3 separate regions of the Homo sapiens genome follow, and regions 2 and 3 are each linked to region 1. The links are chromatin loops, found by intact Hi-C in ENCODE. Cell type or tissue: GM12878. All regions are shown on one strand.

What was found. Hi-C counts contacts between places; a loop is a spot of excess contacts. Peaks named below come from ENCODE experiments on the same cell type or tissue, not always from the same donor. Only the 100,000 strongest peaks of a DNase experiment are listed, where the experiment ranks them.
Region 2: a loop joins it to region 1, with 6 times the contacts of the local background. A loop is called at or near these places in 12 of 110 quality-filtered maps.
Region 3: it touches region 1 in a loop (11-fold over the local background); 4 of 110 quality-filtered maps call a loop at or near these places.

Annotation. Positions count from the first base shown.
Region 1 is chr3:100,311,856-100,319,855 of GRCh38, reverse strand. TBC1D23 (TBC1 domain family member 23) reads right to left here. Exons shown (of 19, transcript NM_001199198.3): 15 at 7,979-8,000; 16 at 3,669-3,757; 17 at 652-787. Among named protein-coding and RNA genes, the nearest start is that of NIT2, 19 kb to the left of the region's middle. RefSeq lists an enhancer at 3,025-3,204. In GM12878, a CTCF peak has its summit at 3,112 (motif pointing left); a DNase peak (open chromatin) is centred at 3,101; H3K27ac peaks cover 626 bases.
Region 2 is chr3:100,458,402-100,466,401 of GRCh38, reverse strand. No RefSeq gene overlaps it. Among named protein-coding and RNA genes, the nearest start is that of TMEM45A, 30 kb to the left of the region's middle. RefSeq lists enhancers at 1-378, 108-417. In GM12878, a CTCF peak has its summit at 3,285 (motif pointing left); DNase peaks (open chromatin) are centred at 151 and 3,261; H3K4me3 peaks cover 335 bases; H3K27ac peaks cover 729 bases.
Region 3 is chr3:100,630,251-100,638,250 of GRCh38, reverse strand. It overlaps ADGRG7 (adhesion G protein-coupled receptor G7), which reads right to left. Exons shown (of 16, transcript NM_032787.3): 3 at 7,442-7,546; 4 at 4,874-4,986; 5 at 2,425-2,574; 6 at 849-949. Among named protein-coding and RNA genes, the nearest start is that of ADGRG7, 25 kb to the right of the region's middle. In GM12878, a CTCF peak has its summit at 3,239 (motif pointing right); a DNase peak (open chromatin) is centred at 3,280.

The DNA.
Region 1 (8,000 bases):
TGTCACATTTGTAGACTTCTTTTGAAAGGTTTGACAAAAATGTACATATACATGCATATGTATATATATATACATACGAAATGGGGTGGTATTAAAAGGTGGTAACAGTTGATAAATCTAAGAATCATGGCCGGCCACGGTGGCTCACACCTGTAATCCCAGCACTTTGGGAGGCCGAGGTGGGCGGATCACCTGAGGTCCGGAGTTCGAGACCAGCCTGACCAACATAGAGAAACCCCGTCTCTACTAAAAATACAAAATTAGCCGGGGGTGGTGGCGCATGCCTGTAATCCCAGCTACTCTGGAGGCTGAGGCAGGAGAATCACTTGAACCTGGGAGGCAGAGGTTGCTGTGAGCAGAGATCGTGCCACTACACTCCAGCCTGGGCAACAAGAGCAAAACTCCGTCTCAAAAAGAAAAAAAAAGAATCATAAGGGTGTTCAATGTACTATTCCTTCAACATTTTTGTATAAAATTTTTCAAAATAAAAATTACATAATACTGTAAATTCAAGACCTGTAATACAAGTAGACAGAAGGGAATTATATCTTATTGTACTAGGATAAATAAAGGTTCTTCTGTAGTTCAGTTTTGTATTATTAACTTCCCCAAATTCAATTTTACTTCTTATGAAGACATTTTTAAAAGTACCTGGGAAACATGTGTCCACTTTCTTTTACTTCTTTACAAGGAAAATGATGTTTGACATCTGGTTTGTTTATCCAAGTCTGAATGTTTACAACCTCTTTTCTATCATCATCTGACATTGAAGAACTGTCAATTTCATCTATAAAAAATACAAAGTATTAAATATGGATATTACCAACTTTTAAAATGATACATTCCCTAACAGTCTAAAAAAATTTCAGTAGTATTTTGAAGATATGGATTGAAAAACAAACAGCCTGGGCACAGTGACTCACGCCTGCAATCACAGCACTTTGGGAGGCTGAGGCAGGCAGATCACCTGAGGGCAGGAGTTGGAGACCAGCCTGGGCAACATGGTGAAACCCCATCTCTACTAAAAAATACAAAAAATTAGCTGGGTGTGGTGGTGCACACCTGTAATCTCAAATACTCGGGAGGCTGAGGCATGAGAATCGCTTGAACCCAGGAGGTGGAGGTTGCAGTGAGCTGAGATTGCGCCACTGCACTCCAGCTTGGGCAACAGAATGAGACTGTCTCAAAAAAAAGAAAAAAAAAAAAAAAGAATAACGCAATCAATTCTAATCCTGCTACTCTATTTCCTTATGCCACTGATAATATAGAAATATTATTATCAAACATCACTTTCATATGGTAACAAAGTCAGGTTTAAATATTAAGAATACACTTTTAAAGATTAAACCATTTGGGGTATTTCAATTGTTTTGATATGCATAACTTAACTATGATCTGACTAGTCTGTAAAGAGATGGCTGAATTGTTAAACAATAGGCACCTATCTTGAGAGTAAAGATGGCAGATTTCGTTTTATCTTGCTGCTTTTTTGATTTTAAGGAAAATAATAAAATCAATCCTGAGATAAATAAGTAAAAATTTAAGGTTATTTTCCCTAAGAGAAATATAAAATAATTATATTTTCTAATTTAAGAAAGGGATAATACAGTCTCTAAGGTAAATAATTACAGGTTCTGTCCTTTGCTTTCTAACAAATACTGCAAAATATAGAGACATAATGAAAAAGGAAATCGCACGTTATCTACACCAGCTTAAACAAAAGTGAAACTCTCATGTATCTCCTCCTACTCACATTCTCCTCCCTTCCCCACCAAGAAATACTAATTATCTGAATTTGGTGTTATCAGTTCCATACATGTCTTTGCTTTAACATATATGCATATCCCTAAATAATATACAGTAGTATTCTATACTTAAATGTATATAAATGTATATATACACTTAAATGTATATAAATGTATATAAAAAGTAGACTACTCAACTGCATTCTTCCACAACTGCTACCCTACTCCCAACATCTGAAATTCATACATACTGATACACATAGTTTCAGTTTTCTCACTTTCATTATGGTCCAATTTTCCATATTGTAAATATGTGTGTGTAGATACATGATAAATGTAAATATGACACAATTTATTCATCCATTTGCCTCTCCCCTTTGTTAATGGAAGAAGTTGAGATATTCAGAGAGTTAACAGAAAGAGATGGCAACAGAGAGGGGAAAAAAGAAGAAAAGGAAACAAGCAGAAATATCACATTTACCTCTCTGCAAGTTTTCTGAAAAGTGATTTCATGTATCTATTAAAATGTCAAATGTGATTCCCTATAACCTAGCAATCTTACTTAGCAGTAAGATTTAAAATTTAAAATTCTTAGCAGAATTTACCCTCTGAATATACTGTCATCAGAAGCTAATCTACATATATATCTTTATATAAAGATCCAGTGTCATTTGAAACAAACAAAAAACCTGGAAAACCACCAGTGTCAACTGGAAGACTGACTAAATAAAGTATGGTATGTTTATATGATAGAAGGAGAATGAGGAGATACATGAGCTGAAATGGAAAATATGCAACATGTATTTATTACTAACTGGAAAAAGCAAGGTGAGATTTGGGAGTCTTTTTTTCTCATTCTGTACATTTATATATTTTTTCCCTAACTCAGTACACATATTAACCAATATTAGTTATGACTGCTTACCTAACTCAATACACATATTAACCAATATTAGTTATGATTGCTTAATTAGGATAAGCTGGACAGTAGAATTATAAACCAAAGACTAAATTTTTTTTTTTTTTTTTGAGACAGAGTCTTGCTGTGTCACCTAGGCTGGAATGTAGTAGCATGATCTTGGCTCACTGCACCTCCGCCTCCTGGGTTAAAGCGATTCTCTTGCCTCAGCTTCCCAATTAGCTGGGATTATGGGCATGCACTCCCATGCCCAGCTAATTTTTGTACTTTTAGTAGAGACACAGTTTCATCATGTTGGTCTTGAACTCCTGACCTCAAGTGATCCGCCCGCCTCAGCCTCCCAAAGTGCTGGGATTACAGCGTGAACCACCGCGCCCGGCCTAAATTATTTTTTTTAAAACATAACCACAGAGAAGATAAACTTCCCTGACACAGTATCACCATCTTGTGGCCCTTTAGGATATTGCCTCCAGTTTCAAGACTTCAGATGTCTCAATTTTGTAATTTTCAGTGCTTTAGTCCCACAACTCTCAATCTCCTAGGTGGCTGATCAAAGGAATTTCAATCTGATCAAAGGGATTTCAATCCCATCACTTGGATTTAAATACTATTTCCACACTGATAGCCTCCAAATTATCATCAGTTTAAACCTCTCTCCTTAGCTGAAGACACCTATAATCAACTGCCTCTACTCAACATTTCTGCTTGGATTCCTTTTTTTTAAAATTTTATTATTATTATACTTTAAGTTTTAGGGTACATGCGCACAACATGCAGGTTTGTTACATATGTATACATGTGCCATGTTGGTGCTTGGATTTCTAATACGTACAACAATTCAAGGTGTCTAAAACCAAACTCTTAATAGAAAGCCACAGATTCTCCAATTATTTCTACAGAATCTCATTTTTTTAAAAAAGCAGTTGATTGGCTATTCCCAGAATGACTGCTGTAATCACTCCTAATGACAGCAAAGCTGTCTGTAGCTAAGTGTATTACTACACCTGTGTCGTATTCTTCTTCATCCCCAATGCTGAAAACAGGCTTTACGCCACGGTAAGGCTTGCCCACTCTGTCACTGCTGCTCACATGCCTATATTCAAAGAATTTTAGGAGAGAAATAATCACTTAAGAAGTTATCAAAGATTTTTACCAAGCATCATTTGAATATTCACACAAAATGTAATTATTCCTTACCTGACCCCCCCAAAACCCCATGTACTACCCATAGTTTTAGGAGAGCTATGTTAAGGAAATTAAAAGAAGATAAAGAAATTATGTTAGCAAAAGTGGCATAAGGCCTTGGTAGGCTGAATGCTCTTAAATATGTAAAAATTAAATTTTAAACAATTTCAATATCCATATTAAAACCAATGCTTAGATCTGTTTGGCCTTGCGGAAGTTATTTAGCCTTTTGTGTTTCTGATTCCTCCTCTGTAAAATAGTGCTAACAATATCTACCTGTCAGGGTTATAGTAAGAACTAAATCAGTCAATTTTATTGTAAAACTATTAGGACAATGCCTGGTGCTACCTTCATGTCTGTTAGGTAAAATAAGTTACTAACACCAAATATTCAAATTCCAATATGATTGGTTAAGGCTTCTCATATAAGTGCAGGTGTCTTAAGGGTTATCTTCACATTTTTTTATTACTGTTACTTTTGTTTCAATAGAAATGAAGATTCTACTTTTGTTGTGTAAATATAAGCCATAAAAATGAATCTGCCTCGGCCGGGCGCGGTGGCTCACTCCTGTAATCCCAGCACTTTGGGAGGCCGAGGTAGGTGGATCACCTGAGGTCGGGAGTTCAAGACCAGCCTGACCAACGTGGAGAAACTCCGTCTCTACTAAAAATACAAAATTGGCTGGGCATGGTGGCGCATGCCTGTAATTCCAGCTACTCTGGAGGCTGAGGCGGGAGAACCACTTGAACCCGGGAGGCAGAGGTTGCGGTAAGCCAAGATAGCGCCATTGCACTCCATCCTGGACAACAAGAGTGAAACTCCATTTCAAAAAAAAAAAAAAAAAAAAAAAAAGAATCTGCCTCTTTTTCAAAAGGCAGAGGCATAAATAACATGTAAACTCAAACTTGATTAGGTCTATAGGAAGTGTGACCTTTCTTTGGAATATAAAAATTAATATCCTATTAATTTTCAGGTAATCCCAAATAAACTAACAGGTAAAATTAAAATGTGTCAATAAAATACTACATGTTTCTGAGGGGAAAAGCATTGTTTTACTTGTAGGATAAGGTTCAGCTAAAATTACCTACTACAAAGGAAGACTCTAGCTTTTTTGGGTGTGTGCATGTAACATGAAAACACTCAAAATCTTCTATTTTCAAGAGCTATTCCAATGTGAGAAAAAATCAAGTTACATGCCTTTAGTTATTAGTAGTAGTAGTAGTATTTTAGAGCCAGGGTCTCACTCCGTCACCCAGGCTAGAGTACAGTGGCGCAATCTTAGCTCACTGCAGCCTCGAATTCTTGGGCTGGAGCAATCCTTCTGCCTCAGCCTCCCATGTAGCTGGGACCACAGTGTGGGACCACGGGGGTGTGCCACTACGCCTGCCTAATTTTTTTATTTTTTCAGAGACAGGATCTTGCTATGCTGCACAGAATGGTCTTGAACTCTTGGACCCGTGATCCTCCCACCTCAGCCTCCCAGTGCTGAGATTACAGGTGTGAACCACCACACTTGGCCTTTACTTAGGTTTAGAATTCAAATTTCCCAGAAGATAGAGATCAAATCTATACTTTACACACTATCAATAAAAATTTTTTTTGTGCCGGTTACAGTGGCTCACGCTTGTAATCCCAGCACTTTGGGAGGCCGAAAGATCCGAGGTGGGCAGATCACGAGGTCAGGAGATCGAGACTATCCTGGCTAACATGGTGAAACCCCGTCTCTACTAAAATTTAAAAATCAGCTGGGTGTGGTGGCACGCACCTGTAGTCCCAGCTACTTGGGAGGGCGAGACAGGAGAATCACTTGAACCCAGGAGGCACAGGTTGCAGTGAGCCGAGATTGCGCCACTGCACTCCAGCTTGGGCAACAGAGCAAGACTCGGTCACAAAAAAAAAAAAAAAAAAAAAAAAATTTTGTAGCCTAATTTTGTTGATTTACTTCTTCCAAAATAACATTCCTCAATAAATATAATGAGAGTTTAGTGTATAACAAATATTCTTTGGAAATTACAAGTTAGGTTAATCAATACATAGGCTTAAAGTCTGATTAAATTACAAGTGACATAATCATTTGGTTTTATGTTAAAATATATCTAATACAAAATTGTCCTGTAAATTACCAAACTATGCTCATGAGAGATAGAAAATGATATAATTTGGATGCCTTTGAAACTCAGATTCAGCTTTCTTACAAAAAGCAAAGACAGAGGTAAGAGCTTTATCTAAAAATGCTTTGATGCCATCTAGATTGTAAAATTTTATATAGATTAGATTATAAGTTTTCTCCTAATATTAAGCACAATTAAACTGCCATAACATAAAAAGTAACAAAGATAAATGTTTACAGCGAATAAGCATTTGCTGTAACCAGATAACCAAATAACCAGAAAGTATGAGTAAAGAGATAATCCTAAAAAACAAATTATTAATTGTTAATCAAGATTTATAATACAATGCAAATTTTTTATAAACATGAATGCTAAGGATTATTGAGACATTTCTTGAAAGACTGGCTAAAAATGAATAAAATTCAACAGCTGTACTATTTTTTAAAGCACAATATCTATACTTTTTTTGCCATGGTAATAGTAGAAACATCTATAGTATGGTTTGAGTAGGCTTTAATTTACTGAGCTTAGAAAGAAACCTAATTCATTCTAACTTCTCATTAGATTCTCTTTTCAAAACAAATATATCTACCTGTGGATCAGAGATGATTTAAGTTACAAAAATTAATAATTTGAGAACTTGGGAGTTGAAAAAAATTAGACTAATTCAATGGTCCTGTAACAGAAGAAAATGGAAAGGATGATTCACAAATAGATTGTAATTTTAAAACAAGCAATTTCCTTTAAAGTAGTGCTAGGTAAAATTATTAGCAGAAGTCCTGTAATTGGCGTTGTGTAGGCATAGTCACAATAAATCAAAACTCTTAGAAGATAAGTTATTAGAGGGTGAACTATTATTATTATATTATTATTATTATTATTATTTTTTGAGACGCAGTCTCACTCTGTAGAGACGGGGTTTCACTATGTTAGCCAGGATGGTCTCAACCTCCTGACCTCGTGATCCGCCCACCTCCAACTCCCAAAGTGCTGGGATTACAGGTGTGAGCCATTGCGCCCGGCTGAAAGTATAGTCTTAGAGAGTGAAGTATTATTCTTAAAAATGCTACTTCAAGTCACTGAGAATACTGAAGTGACCCGAGAAAAATTCCATTCCATTATTCCAAAGCTTAACTTACATTGAAAATATGACTAGAATTTATTTTTTTTTCTGGCCCACTTAGGATTTATAGAATTTCTTTTTAAATGTTTGTAGGTGTTGCTGTAATTGATATTCTAAATTAAATTGCTGAAAAATTCTGTGAGTATAAGAACTGTAAAGTCACACAGAGTTAAGTTAGTAAAGTTCTTTTGTTACCCTAATTGAAGATCCAGTAGATTTTTAAACCTTAAACTTATTGTCTTTAATGAGAAGCACCTCGTTTTATTTGGGTTAGAGAAGTGACAGATTATACATTAAAGTAATCAACTACCTAGAAAAAAATGTAATTTTTTTTCAACAAAAACCAAAGGCAGAACCCTAGAACTGTAGTTTCTTGGAAGAGATTTATATATGCTAACTCAACCTATATACATACATCTTATTAAGAAAAATCTAAAAATATAAAATTACATAATGTACACAAATTAACAAAAATTTTGAACCATGAACGGTGCCTATTTTTAGGTGCTATAATTTTCTCTGCTGCTAGGCGGGAGATAGAAGCAAATGAGCACCAAAGCAGATAACCTGCCAACTCGCGACCACATACTTTCTTTGTTTCACCTTCCCCTGTCTCAGAATAAAAACTGCAGGTTTTGAACAAACTTAATTTTCATCTGTGGAATGGGTGATACAAACAAGCATGCAGGAAAAGAAATTAAAATGATCAAGCAAAAAACAAAAAGAAAAGTGTATCAATAAACATGACACACTCCTAAAAAGCAGAATGAGGAAAGTTTAGCATTTGAAATAGCTGCATGAAATTTGAGCCAAGACAGCATGAGGCTTATAGATGGCATGAAGCATATTAAAGGAAAAGGATGGTTCAAGAAAAATGCTCTACTCATTGGCTTACCGCTCTGTACATGATCTGTCTG
Region 2 (8,000 bases), 150 kb before region 1:
AAAGGCCAACATTCCTGACCCCTGAGAGCAACAGGGGGGCAGGGGGCAGGTTGCAGTATCCCCTGCCTTCCGAAAAAGTCTGAGGATAAGAAAGCTCAGAAACAAAAGTGAAAGAGATTGTTGGGTCCACATTTTACTCAACCTTCTGACAAATGCCAGACAAGCCTCCAAAATGATGCAGAATTTTTTGCTCTGAACTAAGGTTCAGCTTGGTCTGGGTTCTTGTCTCACAATCAGGAAGAAGTAGATACATGGACACTGGAAGAGTGAGCAAGGCAGGAAGTTTTACTGAGTGATGAAACAGCTTTTAGTGGGGAAGTTACACAGGGGTAGTTCCCCTGCCTGAAGGTAAGAGAGTTTCCAATATGGCTGAGCCCAGGGCTTTTTATGGGCTCAGAATAGGGAGTGCGTGCTGATTAGCTTGTGAGTATGCAAAAAAGTCAAAGACACCACTTAAAAATGGGCATGATAGTGTAGGAAACCAATTAGGAAAGGGTAGGTATATGTAAAATAGTTGAAGGCTGAGTATCAATCAGAGGAAAGCACGCCAAACAGGAGGGCGGGTTCTCAATCTGGTTCAAGGATTTACCTGGGACTGTTTCTGACTTGAAGGTTGAATTTCACCGGGGACCCACCCCTACCTGCCTAGGTATTTATCAACAAGGCTGCAATCAAGTTGTCAGTCATGTGAAGCTCGATTAAAGAAGGATCCATTTCCAAGTTCACATGGCTGTTAGCAGGATTCAGTTCTTTGCAGGTTTTCAGAATGAGGGCATTTCCTTGATGACTACTGGCAAGAGGTCACCCTCAATTCCTTCCCCACGGGCTTCTTCATATGGCAGCTTAAACCCCCTTATACATATATAGTTTGCAAATATTTCTTCCCAATCTGTAGGTTGCCATTTCATTTTGTTGTTTCCTTTGCTATGCAGAAGCTTTTTAGTTTGATATAGTCCCATTTATTTATTTTTGCTTTTATAGTGAGCTTTTGGTATGATATCCAAAAAATTACTGCCACTGCCAGTGTCCAAAAACTTTTTCCCTTTGTTCTCTTTTAGGAAATTTATAGTTTCAGGTTTACATTTAGGTATTTTATCAATTTTGCAAAACTCCTAATTTTGGTACATAGCATCTGTTACAGTCAGCCCTCTGTATCTGTGGGTTCCACATCCAGGGATTCAACCAACCATGAAAAAATATTTGAGAAAAGATAAATGGTTGTGTCTGCCCTGAACATCCACAAATTTGTTTTTCTTTTTATTATCCCCTAAATAATACAGTATAACAACTAGTTATATAGCATTCACATTGTATTAGGTATTATAAACAACCTAGAAATGATTAAAAGTACAGTTATTATTCCTTGTTATATGTGGGGGATTTGTTCCAGGACTCCCAAGTACACCAAAAGCCATGCATACTCCAGGTCTTGAAGTCAGCCCTTTGGAACCCACGTATAAGAAGAGTTGGTGCTCCATATACACTGGTTTGACATTCCTCAATAATGTATTTTCCATCTGTGTTTGGTTGAAAACATCTGCTTATAAGTGGACCTGCACAGTTTAAGCCAACATTGTTCAAAAGTCAACTGTATACAGAACGATATGCATAGGTTATATGCCAATGCTACACCATTTTATATAGGAAACTTGAGCATCCATGGATTTTGGTATCCACAGGGGGTCCTGGAATCAATCCCCTATGGATAGTGAAGGACAGCTGTGTATCTTGATGCCTCAGCCAAAATCTCAATATAAGCATTCTGTTTTGTGTATATGTCTATTTTTCCAACAAAAATTGAAGTTCCTTGAAGGCAAGGACTGTGTCTCACTCATCTTGGTGTGCCCCACCTATTACGCTGCAGTACATGCAGCCCTTAGTAAATATCCATGAATTAGCAAAGCAGAGAGGAAACTGTTTCAAGATGTTTATAATACTTAAGAAATGGCTTTGCTGGCTGGGCATGGTGGCTCACACCTGTAATCCCAGCATTTTGGGAGGACAAGCTGGGCTGATCACTTGAGGCCAGGAGTTCGAGACCAGCCTGGCCAACATGGCAAAACCCCATCTCTACCAAAAATAGAAAACTTAGTCAGGCATGTTGGGGCATGCCTGTAATCCCAGCTATTAGGGTGGCTGAGGCAGGAGAATCACTTGAACCCGGGAAACAGAAGTTGCAGTGAGGAGATCGCACCACTGCACTTCAGCCTAGATGACAGAGTGAGACTTTGTCTCAAAAAAAAAAATGCCTTCACTGTTGTTTCATTCATTATTTCTTTCACTCATTCAACAAACCTATTCATGCACCATGCTGTTTGCCAAGAGGATATTCTCAACTTAGAAGGAGAGTACCATAATTTCTTTTCCCACTTCAAGAAACTCTTCTTTGTCTTCTAGCCACAGAGCTAACAATGACTAATGACGGAACTTTGGGAAAGCAGCATGCTAATATGTCTGAAGTGGCATAGCAATATTGCCTCTGTGATGTATCCCTCCCTGAAATTGTCACACCATGTGATTCACTCAAAACCTTCCAATAGCTTCCCATGACACTTAGAATAACAACCACCTAGGTAACAGATTATCCACCCTTTGCATTTTCCAGCTTCGTTTTCCATTGCACACCTGTCATGCACTCCTTTCCAGGAATATGTTGCTATTTTTAAAAGAAGCCAAGCAAGCTCTTACCTTAGTGCCTTTACACTGCTGCGCTGCTGCCTGAGACCCTTTTCCCTCATTTCATTCATACCTCAGCTCAAATACCACCTCATCAGACAGGCTTTTTTGGAAACTCACTCTTAAAAAGCATTCCCGTTATCTCTATTTCCTAACTGTTTTTGATTCTTCATGACATTATGCTATATTTTTCTTTGATTTTTGTTTACCATCTGACATGGTTTGGCTCTGAATCCCCACTCAAATCTCATCTCGAATTGTAATCCCCACGTGTTGAGGGAGGGAACTGGTGGGAGGTGATTTGATCATGGGGGCAGTTTCCCCCATGTTTTTCTCATGATAGTGAAGAAGCTTTTAAGAGATTTGATGCTTACACCTGTAATCCCAGCCCTTTAGGAGGCTGAGTGGGGAGGATCATTTGAGCCCAGGAGCTCAAGGCTGCAGTGAGCTATGATCACACCACTGTACTCCAGGCTGGATGACAGACTCTAAAAAAAAAAAAAAGAAAGAAAGAAAGAAAAGAAAAACGTAACGATAGTGATTTTGTCTTTGGCCAAACACTGAGGCTTGCGTCCAGCATTACCTGTCCAAATGCTGGTTCAAGTCTGCCCCCTAGAGTAGAGTAACCAGAATGTCTTGACAGTAATAATGAGCTGTATTAAGGTCATAACAACACTTGGCTTTTCTGGGAGGCTGTCATACTGTTTTCTGCATTACTTGAAAGTGTGTCAGCTATTACTTTTATAAGCAAAAAAAGTTTCCATTTTAGGAGGGAAAATATCAACTCCAAATACAGTTTTTCATTGTGAGAGAGTCATCTATGACAGTGTTTGGCCTACAATAGGCAGAATTAATTCAAGTTTTAGGGTCCTGCTTGTTTAGAGTCACACTCTCAAACTGTATATGGTCGTCGCTCAGTATGCACAGGAGGTTGGCCCAGGATCCTCACAGATACCAAAATCCGATGATGTTCATATCTCTTATATAAAATGACATAGTAATTGCATATAACCTATTCACATCTTCCTACATACTTTAAATCATCTCTAGATTACTTATAATACCTAACACAATGTAAACACTATGCAAAAAGTTGCTATACTGTATTGTTTTTATTTGGATGGTCTTTTATTGTTGTATTATTATTATTATTGGTTTTATTTTTGAATGTTTTTGATCTGTGATTGGTCGAATCTGTTGATGTAGAACCTGTGCATATGGAAAGCCAGCTATATATTGAGATGCTACTATGTGATAGGTGCCTATTAAGTTTTGGGAATGGAAAGATGATTAAGATATGGTTTCTCTCACTAAGAGTTCACGGGCTAGAGAGGAAGACAGACGTGTAAGGAAATCATTCCATTACATAATGAAGCCTACATGAGCTATACTATAGCACAAGAAAGAATATGAATAGACAGGGCACTTTTATTTCGAGAAGAAAGACGGAAACAAGGAAGAACGGAAGAAAGACAGTTTAGGTATAACAAAATTTACTTAAAATGTTGTAACTAGTATTAGGCCAATTAACCCAAAATAGCACCTTGGATTAATTAAATTTAAATACATTTTAAGCTCAGTTAAACTTAAAAACTAAAATGTTAGTAATATAAAAAGAGGTTTGAAAGTTAGCCAAGGTATAGATCAGTGCTATCTAATAGAAATATAATATGAGACATATATGCTGTTTTAAATTTTCTAGTAACTACATTTATATAAGGAAAAAAGATAATTAATTTTCATAATATATTTGATTTAACCAAATATATCTAAAATATTATTATTTCTATTGTAAGAAATGAAGCAAGATATAAAGGGCCTGAAATCAGGTTGTAGCAATGAGAATAGAGGGAATTCGGTAGATCCAAGTGATATTTAGAGGCAAAATAGACACAAGTTGATGATTAATTAGATGGAGAATGGGAGAAAAGGAGGAGTACAAGTGGCTTCAAACCCAGGTAAGTTCTTCCACGAGCAACTGGTAAATGATGCTACCAGTCACTGAGATAGGGAACACAGAAAGAGGGGCAGAAGGAGAGCAGACAGGGCAATAAAGAACAGTTTACTTTCAAAAGATGAGTTTGAGATGTCTGTGAAACCTGTAACTAATATGTCCAAAGGATGCTTTTATATATGAGTGTGCTGCTCAGGAGAGAGTCTGCACCACAGGGACAGATTTGGGAGCCATCAGCACATAGGTGGCCGATACCCTGCACGTGTTTGAGATTACCCAGGGAAGATAAGGTAACTGAGGCAAATGCTTAGACAGAGCTCTGAAGAAAATCCGTATTTAAGGTATATGGATCTCTCACCAAAGCACCAAAACAACCAGCAGTGATAGGAGAGGTACAAGGAAAACCAGAAGAATATAAGTCTCAACAGCCAGCCAGAGAGGGGCTTCAAGAGGGAGGGAGTAATCAGCAATGTCTGATGCTTCTAGAAAGTCAAGCAAAGTCAAGAGATGTTTTCACAGAATTTGACAGTAAGGAGCTCAAGGGTGACTTTGAAGAGAACGGTTTCTATAAAGGGTAAGGACAGAAGTCACATTGCAGCAGACTCAAAACTGAGGGGAAATGTAGATAACTCTTCAAGAAGTTTTCTATGAAAAGGAAGATAGCTAAGTTGGTTACTATTGGCTATCAAGAATGGTATCTCTTGGTATGTTATGAGGGAAAGTTTTTATGGCAGAAGTGACGGCCGGGCGCGGTGGCTTACGCCTGTAATCCCAGCACTTTGGGAGGCTGAGGTGGGCGGATCACGAGGTCAGGCGATTGAGACCATCCTGGCTAACACGGTGAAACCCCGTCTCTGCTAAAAAAAATATAAAGAAATTAGCTGGGCATGGTGACCGGCGCCTTAGTCCCAGCTACTCGGGAGGCTGAGGCAGGAGAATGGCGTGAACCCCGGAGGCGGAGCTTGCAGTGAGCCGGGATCTCGCCACTGCACTCCAGCCTGGGCGACAGAGCGAGACTCCGTCTCAAAAAAAAAAAAACAAAGTGACTTGACTCCACTTAAACACCATTTAAAATTATGTAATAAACAATTTTATCGATTAAAGAGATGTTAATGATATATTCTTAACTGAAATGAGATTATGACTGAAAAAGTGTTTGATGTGCACTTACGTTCATGTGCACATGTACACGTAAATAGCATTCTGGAAGTACATACACCAAGGCATTAACCATATTTATCTCCGAGAAGGTAAACAAACACATTTAAAATTTTTGTTCTGTTAGGCGTGGGGGCTCACACCAGTAATCTCAGCACTTTGAAGAGGCCAAAGCAGGAAGATCTCTTGAGCCCAGGAGTTTCAGAACAGCCTGGGCAACATAGGGAAACCCCCCCACCTTACAAATACTTTTTTTTTAATTAGCTGGCTGTGGTGGTGTATGCCTATGGTCCCAGCTACTGGGGCGACTAGGGTGGCAGGATCACTTGAACCCAGGAGGTTGAGGCTGCAGTGAGCAGTGTTTGCACGGTGGAAGATGATTGGATCATGGGGAAAGTTTCCCCAGTGCTGTTCTCATGATTGTGAATGAATTCTCACAAGATCTGATGGTTTTATAAAGCAATTTTCCCTGCTCTTGCTAGCTCTCTCTTTCCTGCCATCAAGTGAAGAAGGTCCTTGCTTCCCCTTCGCCTTCTGCCATGATTGTAGGTTTCTTGAGGCCTCCCCAGCCATGTGCAAATGTGAGTCGATTAAACCTCTTTTAAACCTCTTTTCTTTATAAATTACCCAGTCTTGGGCAGTTCTTTTTTTTTTTTTTTTTTTTTTTTTAGATGGCGTCTCACTCTGCCACCCAGGCTGGAGAGCAGTGGAGCAATCTCAGCTCACTGCAACCTCTGCCTCCCAGGTTCAAGCAATTCTCCTGCCTCAACCTCTCGAGTAGCTGGGATTACAAGTGCCTGCCACCACACCTGGCTAATTTTTGGTATTTTTATTAGAGATGGAGTTTCACTGTGTTGGCCAGGCTGGTCTTGAACTCCTGACCTCAGATGATCCACCTGCCTCGGTCTCCCAAAGTGCTGGGATTACAGGCATGAGCCACTGCATCTGGCCTTGTGCAGCTCTTTATAGCAGTGTGAGAATGGGCAAATATAGGAAATCGGTACTGCAGAGAGTGGGGTACTGCGATACAGGTACCAAAAAATGTGGAAGTGACTTTGAAACTGGGTAACAGGCAGAGGTTGGAACAGTTTGGAGGGCTCAGAAGACAGGAAAATGTGGGAAAGTTTGGAACTTCCTAGAGACTTGTCAAATGGTTTTGACCAAAATGCTGATAGCAGTGTAGACAATGAAGTCCAGGCTGAGATGGTCTCAGATGGAGATGCAGAACTTTTTGGAAACTGGAGCAAAGTTCACTCTTGCTACGCTTTAGCAGAGCAACTGGTGGCATTCTGCCCTTGCCCTAGAGATCTGTGGAACTTTGAAGTTGAGAGACATTATCTGAAATTGGAACTTATGTTTAAAAGGGAAGCAGAGCATAAAAGTTTGGAAAATGTGCAGCCTGACAATATGGTAAAAAAGAAAAATCCATTTTCTGGGGAGAAATTCAAACTGGCTAGAGAAATTTGCACAGGTAACAAGGTGCTGAATGTTAATTACCAAGACAATGGGGAAAATGTCTCCAGGGCATGTCAGAGACTTTCACAGCAGCCCCTCCCATCACAGACCCAGGGGCCTAGGAGGAAAAATGGTTTCCTGGGCCAAGTCCAGGGCTCCCCTGCTGTGTGCAGCCTTGGATTTGGTGCCCTGCATCCCAGCTGCTCCAGCTGTGTCTAAAAGGGACCAAGGTACAGCTCAGGCTGTTGCTTCAGAAGGTGCAAGCCCCAAGTCTTGGCAGCTTCCATGTGATGTTGGTTCTGCGGGTGCACAGAAGACAAGAAATGAGGTTTGGGAACCTCTGCCTAGATTTCAGAAGATGTATGGAAACACCTGGATGTGCAGGCAGAGGTGTGCTGCAGGGACAGAGCCCTCATGGAGAATCTCTGCTAGGGCAGTGCAGAAGGGAAATGTGGGGTTGGAGCCCCCACAGAGAATCCCTACTGGGGCACTGCCTAGTGGAGCTGTGAGAAGAGGGCCTACCATCCTCCAGACCCCAGAATGGTAGATACACTGACAGCTTGCACTGTGCACCTGGAAAAGCTGCAGATACTCAACACTAGCCATGAAAGCAGCTGGTATATGGAGGGCTGGGCAGAGGGGCTACAAAGCCACAGGGATGGAGCTGCCCAAGGCCATGGGAGCCTACCCTTTGCATCAGTGTGCCCTGAATGTAAGACATGGAGTCAAAGGAGATTGTTTTGGGGTTTTTAGATTT
Region 3 (8,000 bases), 320 kb before region 1:
TCCAGGTGACCTAATTCTTCTTGGGCACTGGACAAGAATTTGGGACCCACCAAGTGCAGGTACCCAAAAAGGCTGTTATGCTGGCCCTTTGCCTTCACTGGTGGAGGGCAGCCACCCCATGTGACAAGGCAAAGGGCCCACTGGGCTGATAATGCAATGTTGTCCATGGATGGTGGAGCTAAGAGAGCATTGTAACATGCCCTCTGGGGCCTTGGGGTTGCAGGCACCCCTCTGGATGCTGCTGTGGGGCCTGCACAGAGTTCGCTCCTGACAGTGGAGAAGTGACTGGCTGATTCCCACACTTGCTCATCTACACATTCCCTCCCGCAAGGGGTTGAGTGGGGTGGGCTGAGTAAACGGGGCACCCCTATCACAAGTCCCACGAAGGGATCAAGAGTAAAGCTAAGGAAAATAATCAAAATATACCAGGGCCTTGGAAAGAGAGAAGTGAGGTGCAGCTTGGGGGATGGCAGTATGTCCTGCAAAGTGAGCTGTTCTCTGTAGCTCTATGTTTTGCAAAAGAATTTGGAAGAGGTCTTGCTGTGCATGGAAGTTGTCCCTTGGTCATGCCAAACTAAGGTGAGGAAAACAAGTTCTAATCTAAATCAGCCCAGTTACTCCCTATCTCCCAGGCCATGGCCAGCACCCCTGGATGCAGGAGGTAACATATACCACTCCATCTAGTAACTAAAGGTCAAGTGGAAAGTCACAGCTCTTATCTACATTCCAGAGGAATCAGTCAGTTACTGCATCCATGAGAGAAATAAAGATATCTCTGTTAATACTTTAGCCTAGGAAAGTAAACAGCCCTTAGTCAAGTTTTCTTTCCAAATTGAATTTGTGCTTACGTTGTAAGGGCATCATCATTAGCAGTAGCAGCAACTCTTTGAAAAGCATCTTCACTGGCATCTAGGAGTTGACTCACTGTTACTATGGCAACTTTCTTTGCCTGCCAAAGAGAAGATACTGATCATCAGAGAAGCATATATCATACATTATCATCACCATCATTATCATCATGAATCATTGTAGTAGCAAGTGGCATCACTGATATGATAATGTAGAGGGAAGCATTTTACAAAATTAAAGGTTTATTCTTTGATCCACATAAGATGACAGAGAGAATCAAGATAAGGCAAAGTGAAAATATAAATTAAGGTAGTGAATTAGGAGGTTTAAGTCCCTGAATTCGACCTCATAGCAAGATCTTTCACAGACTCCCCACCAAACTCCAAGGACACAAAATCAAATGCTTGGATTCAAAAGCAGAAACAAAATAAGAAGAGTGCAATACTCTGGTTGTTAAAAATTACAGCTCATAATACTTAGCATAACTAAGTTATACTTAGTATACCTGTTAGACTTAGTAAAATTATTTGTAGTTTTCTTTCAATCAATAACTCAGGAGTGTGTCAGAGAGATGATCTTTTGGCATTTGATTACTATTTATCTTCCCTCTTTGGGAGTGTTGAAGCCCTTCTGCCTACTTGTTAATCCTTCCATTAATTCTACATTTGGAGGTCAATATTTTCTCTTTCAATTCCATTTTTATTAACTTGAATCCCACTTACTTTTTAGCAGGAAAAATATTTCAATTTTTTTTTTCTGAAACAAAACATTTAAAGGGAATGGAAGAAAGGAGTAGCTATTTTCAGGGCATGCTGATATTCAACCTATACACAAGGTGAGTCCATATTGGTGGTTTGTAGCCCTGTTTGATCACTATCCAGCTATACCAATTAGTAAATGTTGAATATACTTGTTTTCAAGTACCAGGGTTTAGCAAATTAAAATATCAGGAATGTAAACTAGGCTTAAAGTTTTCAGAAAGCCAAGACTAAAATGTAAATATTCTTAATAGAAATGCATTGCAGTTTAAAATCACATGTTCCAAATTAAATTCTTGAAACACTATTTACTTGGAATGCACTAGGGATGGTAAGGTCAAATGTAGTTGGTAAACATATTCATAAGGTGAAGTAGACTTATGCATTCCAGGACTTCCTAAAAGACTTAATGTGATAGCCAGGTGTGGTGGTGTGTGCCTGTAGTCCCAGCTGCTTGGGAGGCTGAGACCTGAGAATCACTTGAACCCCTGAATCCAGAAAGCAGAGGTTGTAGTGACTTAAGATCGTGCCACTGCACTCCAGCCTGGGTGACACAATGAGACTCTGTCTCAAAAGAAAAAGACAACACAATAATGATCATTAGGAATATCCTAAAATAAAATATTTGGACAAGAGGCCCTTTTTTTAATCTTTGAGCGTCTCTCAGGAGTGCTATGCAAAATGCCTTTAAGCAACTTAAACCATGCTCAAACCATATTGTGGAATAAGGAGTGGTATTCAGGACATCTCTCTTTCTTTCCCAACACCCCCTCTAAAAATAAAAAAAAAATTTTTTTTAAAGCTCTGTGAGTTTTACCTCAGGTGAAGCATTTCTGGAAGTGTTGAATATCTGTCCAACCACTCGCGTAGCACTAGTGATGTTCTCAGCAGTTAATTTATTGGCATCAGATGTTAAAATCTGGACTTCAGAAGAAATGTTATTAAGTGGTGCTGTGACATCCTTTACCTGTTTTAAAAACCAGAAAAAAAACCCTAGCTTTACACAATTATGTCCAAACACTTTGTAAGCAACTGCAGGTAAATAAGCTGGAATTTAGCTGAGCCTCAATCTCCTGAACACCATGTCCACTCAGTTTTCCACGTTTGCATCCTTCCTTGTGTAAAGGACAAAGTACATGCAGACCAGTGGTTTTGCCAGCCTTTCCTGTTTGACAGGATTGATTAACTATAAGGGGCTGCCTTAGCTAGATTGGGGCTACTAGAGTGTATCCATGGGCCAGCGCTGGTTCACTGTGTGTTACAAAGGTCGTAGAGAGATAAGCACAGAAACTGAAAGCAATTGGTCAGAGATGTATATAGCAATTTTTTGCTGTTGAATCTAACAGTTCTAAAATTTTGGTTTGTATTTTATACATATTTTTTATTTCATTTTTCCAGTAATTTATTTTTATTATTTCACAAAAATATTGGTGTGCAATGGGTTCAAAATTTTTTGAACTGGCTTTTCAGCACTGGTAGTTTGGAAGGCACTGGCCGAGATGACCTCTCTAGGTGCCAGTTAGCCCCAGGGCTCTGTGTTGTGAGGCTAAAACATGCCAATCCATATTGTCATTGGTGAAGCTGGGTGTCCATGCGCGCGCACGTGTGTGTGTATGTGTGTGTGTGTGTGTGTGTGTGTGTGTCTTGGTTTTCACTAGATGGCAGCATCATTTCACAAATTATACCAGTGTTATAGGCTATTCACACTTGGGTAAGTGTCAGAAACAATACCCAATCAGTAGACAGAAACAAATAACCCTAATTCAATTGCTAGATCCCTGCTATGTGCTAGGCACTCTGTTAGATGTTTACAGGTGTTATCACATTTAATAAGCAAAACAACTTTGTGAGTTGTTCACCCTCAGGAGAAGTTAGGGACCTCAACCAAGTTTCACACAGCTTAGAAGTGGCAGAGCTAAGAACCAAACACTGGTTTGCCAGATTCCAAATTTAGCATCTTTCCTCAATCTGTGGGTTGGCACAACTTGTGTGGTTGGCAGCCACATCCACTCTCCAACTTCTGTTCCCACCCAACCCCTACCCTGCCCATCTGTGATTAGGGAGCCAGGGTAGTACAATGTGAACTTTAAAATAAAGAACAGCTCTATCACTTTTTAGCTGTGATCACTAGGCAAAATGCTTCACCTCTCAGAACCACATTTTCCTCATCTATAAAATGTGTACATTAATACCTATTTATGGTGTTATAAAAATTAAATATGATAAACTAATAAATACATTAATATTTGGCACAATATTTGGCATGCAGTAGGTGCTCAACAATTAGTAAGTGTTATTGGCTATAATTATTTATAATATGGGAATAACATTCAACTCACAGAAGTTTTATAAGGATTAAATGTGATAACATATGCAACATGCCAGGCACATGAAAGGCTGTACATAAAGGTTGGTTTCCTCTTCCTCCCCCTTGCTTGTCCCCTAGTGTTAGCTCTTCCATGCATGTGCATTTGGGTACAACTTTGGTCAAAATAATTTAATCTGCATGAAAAAACATCTAGTTAGATGTACTTTCTATTTCACCTGCTCATAGATACTGCCCTGAGACCCGCATCAGGTTTGGAGTTTCCTGTTTCCAAGGGTCTTTGATAATAGTTTCTTTCTCTTCATTCTGGTCCAGTTACACCATCAAGAGGCTTTCCTTTGGTCTCAAATGTCAGGGATCTATATCCAGTCAAAACTTCCACAAAGATGAAGCCATTTTTAATGTGCTATTGATCATCATTTGCTGAAATTTGATGAAACAACAGTCCTTTTTCACAAACTGATGTCAACTTTTAAAAATAAGAGTGGCGGCCAGGTGTGGTGGCTTACTTACTACGCCTGTAATCCCTGCACTTCGGGAGGCTGAGGCAGGCGGATCACCTGTGGTCAGGAGTTCGAGACCAGCCTAGCCAACATGGTGAAACCCCATCTCTATTAAAAATACAAAAATTAGTCGGGCACGGTGGTATGAGTAATCCCAGCTTACTCAGGAGGCTGATGCAGGAGGATTGCTTCAACCTGGGAGGCAGAGGTTACAGTGAGCCGAGACGGTGCCATTGCACTGCAGCCTGGGTGACATGAGCAAAACTAGGTCTCAAAATAAATAAATAAATAATAAGAGTGGCTTTAGTCACTAGTTTTTGTTATTACTAATTTGAGAGTTTTAAAAGAATTGATTTGACCATCAGGTATCTGAAGAACAGAAACTGCACGGAATCAGAACTTCTTCCAGTTGCCCATCAGTGAGTCATATGGCATACCTGCTTTTCCAGGGTTTCCAGATTTTCATTGCAATTTCCTATTGTCACTTTTTGTAATTCTATCTCTCCATATAGAGAGAGACTGCACAACCGGACTGCCATTGGATTGCCCGCTTTAATACAAAGAAATTTTTTATTAAAAATAAGTATTTATTAAAATTATTGCCTATTATTTTTAGGCAATAACTAATTTTTATTAAAAGTTATAATTTATTAAAAATTATTGCCTATTATTTTTAGGCAGATACCACTTATTATCTTGATTTTTGAATCTGGACTTCAAAAGACCAGTTGACTATTTCCTTCCTTTGATGTCTTCAAGTAAGATTTACCTTTCAACAATAAGGTACATAATGGCTTTGAAGTGGATATGATGAGAGAATGCTAGGCTGAGAGACTAGAAACAATATGAAAAATTCCTAATAGATACTGAATTATATGTTGATCTTGACTGCTTTATGAAATCTGGATAACAGCTGAAAGGCAAAGAGTTCTGTTATATTCTATTATATTTATTAGATGTTTAGTTGCCTCAATAAATGTTTGCTGGGTCATTTGGTTTATTTCCTAGGATTATCACTTAAGCCTCCCTACCTCACTGCCTTCCTGTAGTTAATACTTAAGTAGTTGCTATAGAAAAAAATCATAATTAGAGGGACAGCTGACCAAAAGGTAGATTTTTCCTCAGGACCAGCTTTGGGCAGCTCCTTCTTGGGACAACAACTAGAAACACTGAAATTAGAGATTGCTTCAATAATATGTAAAGCACAAAGTTGGAGTCACTCTTAATTTATATGATGGCTTCACCTCTACACCATGACATAATGAAAATTTCTAACATATTTATGGGCTATAAATAACTTTTAAGTGGACACATGTCAGATGCATCTTTTCCTCAATGTTACCTAAAAGTGCAAATATCCCCACTCAAAAATCATTGAAAAGTATTTTGATCATTTGGTATATAATATTGAGTAATTAGAAGCAATTATTAATATAAGACTAAAAGGAAAATTGCCAACAGTTAGAATCCAAATCTGTAAAATTATAGGCTCAATCTGAAATTTGAGGATAAATATTATAAACATGATTTTATAATAGGTGTTCAGAAAAGAAAAATTAATAACCAAATAAAAAATGTTGAGTCTCTTGTCCCAAAGAATTAATATATATTAAACAAGTGTGATGACTCTTCATGGGTATGTTACTGACACTTTTACTCTTCCTAATTCAGTAGCACAGTTATGTTTTGTAAGTTGTATCTGTTTTATAAACCATTATGAAATATTTAGGACACACAAAACATGTAAAATCAAGACAATAGTTACCAATAGCATACCATATAGTATAGTATGGTATATATAGTATATATAGTGTCAACATGGTAGAAGCCCCTTTTACGCTGTGAGTAAAAAATTCAGGAGGACTTATAGATAGAGTAGCATCATGAATACTTGAGTAAGCATGACTGATATGGCATTTCAGATATTTCTTTATAGCAATGCAAGAATGGACTAACACAATGATATATATGGGTGGAAGCAATTTGAATTCCACAAATCAAATACGGATATGCATAATTTCTCATAATAATAAGATAAAAAGTAATTTAAAAAGAGCAATTCATTTAATTTATTTAGTGCTTCAGAGTTCCCTTGACACATACAAAAATAAATATCTAAATAAAATGTCACATTCTCTTCAGGGCCATTGCCGGCAGTAGTTTTATCAAACATCTTTGTCAATGATCTAGAATTGGCTGTATTCTTGAGATATCTAGTTCCATAGGAAGTAGCGAATTACCTGCAGGAAGATGTGAGAAGTAGGACTGCTCAAATGCAAGTCAAGGCAAACAAGGGACAGGTAAAACATTAGTGGAAATTAAATGGCATAATAGGCTCTGGTTATCAGGATAGAATCTAGGAATTCCTAAAGCCTACACTCAGAAGACATTACCCAATGTGGCACTGAAATGAATCACCAAAATCTTGGATATTATCAGGGACCATATTAGAAATAGAAAATACTATTTACTCTTTCACTCTCTGAATGCCTCTATACAAGTAAGGTAGTCATGTTAAGAAAAGTAGAATGAAGCTAGAGAATGTTCCAAGATGGATAACTAAAATGACCAAAAAGGTGAAGGACTACCAACTATGAACAGACTTAACCATGCATCTCTACCTGGAAAGATGAAATCTGAAAATAGATATGATACAAGTCCATAATTTTGGCTGATTAGAACTTTTTTTTTAATTATATAACTAAAGGAGCAAATGTCAATTTAATTGAACTCCAGGAGAAAGCAAAAGCTGGAAAAATAAACCAATTAAGGAAAGATTCAGAGAAATTCACAAACAACTGATTCATATGAAACTGTTGGGAAATTTAAGATTTTGTGAGATACTACCTTAAGTTTTGAACATTAGCATCACGAAAGGGAGTTAAGTCCTTCCACAAAACCTTTCCTGATGCCCTTCAGGGACCTAACACTAGTAGGAGGTATGAGAGGTATGACTCAGCATAGTAATTCTTATGCATAGAGTAAATGTTTGGGAAAACACATACCATTTGGAGTATCCTTGCCACATGTTTGCAAGGATGGTCCATATCTGCCCACTGGGATTCTGGCAAAAGTAAAACCCATATAGGTACTATTTTCACAAAAATTAGCTGTAATAAAGAGAAAAAGTTCTTTATTATAAATTGTATTTTAAAAAAATTGAAACCAGATAAAAGTCAAAGGTCAGAACCTATGCAGTGAAATTTGAAAGGCAATAGAAGGCTTATAGAACCCACTGGCCTGTGAGGAACTTCTATACTTTGCTATCTGGTTAAGTCATTGCCGTTAGAATAACTAGTATGTTAGACAACAGGTTCCAGTTAAAATGTGCACAATATAAACCTGGGTAGAGAGGGAATGTGAGCTAGGATACTGTAACAGATTAGTTGGAATCTTCAGAACTAAAAATATAGAGCCTATAGTGGTCAACGGTACCATGAGGATGTGGGCAAAGCAAAAAGGCAAATTCATGGGATCTGTGGGATATATTGACTGGTAGGAGTATAGGAAATGATAGCAGTGGATATCTAGGGCTCTGAACCCTAAGCAGACAGCATGAAGTGT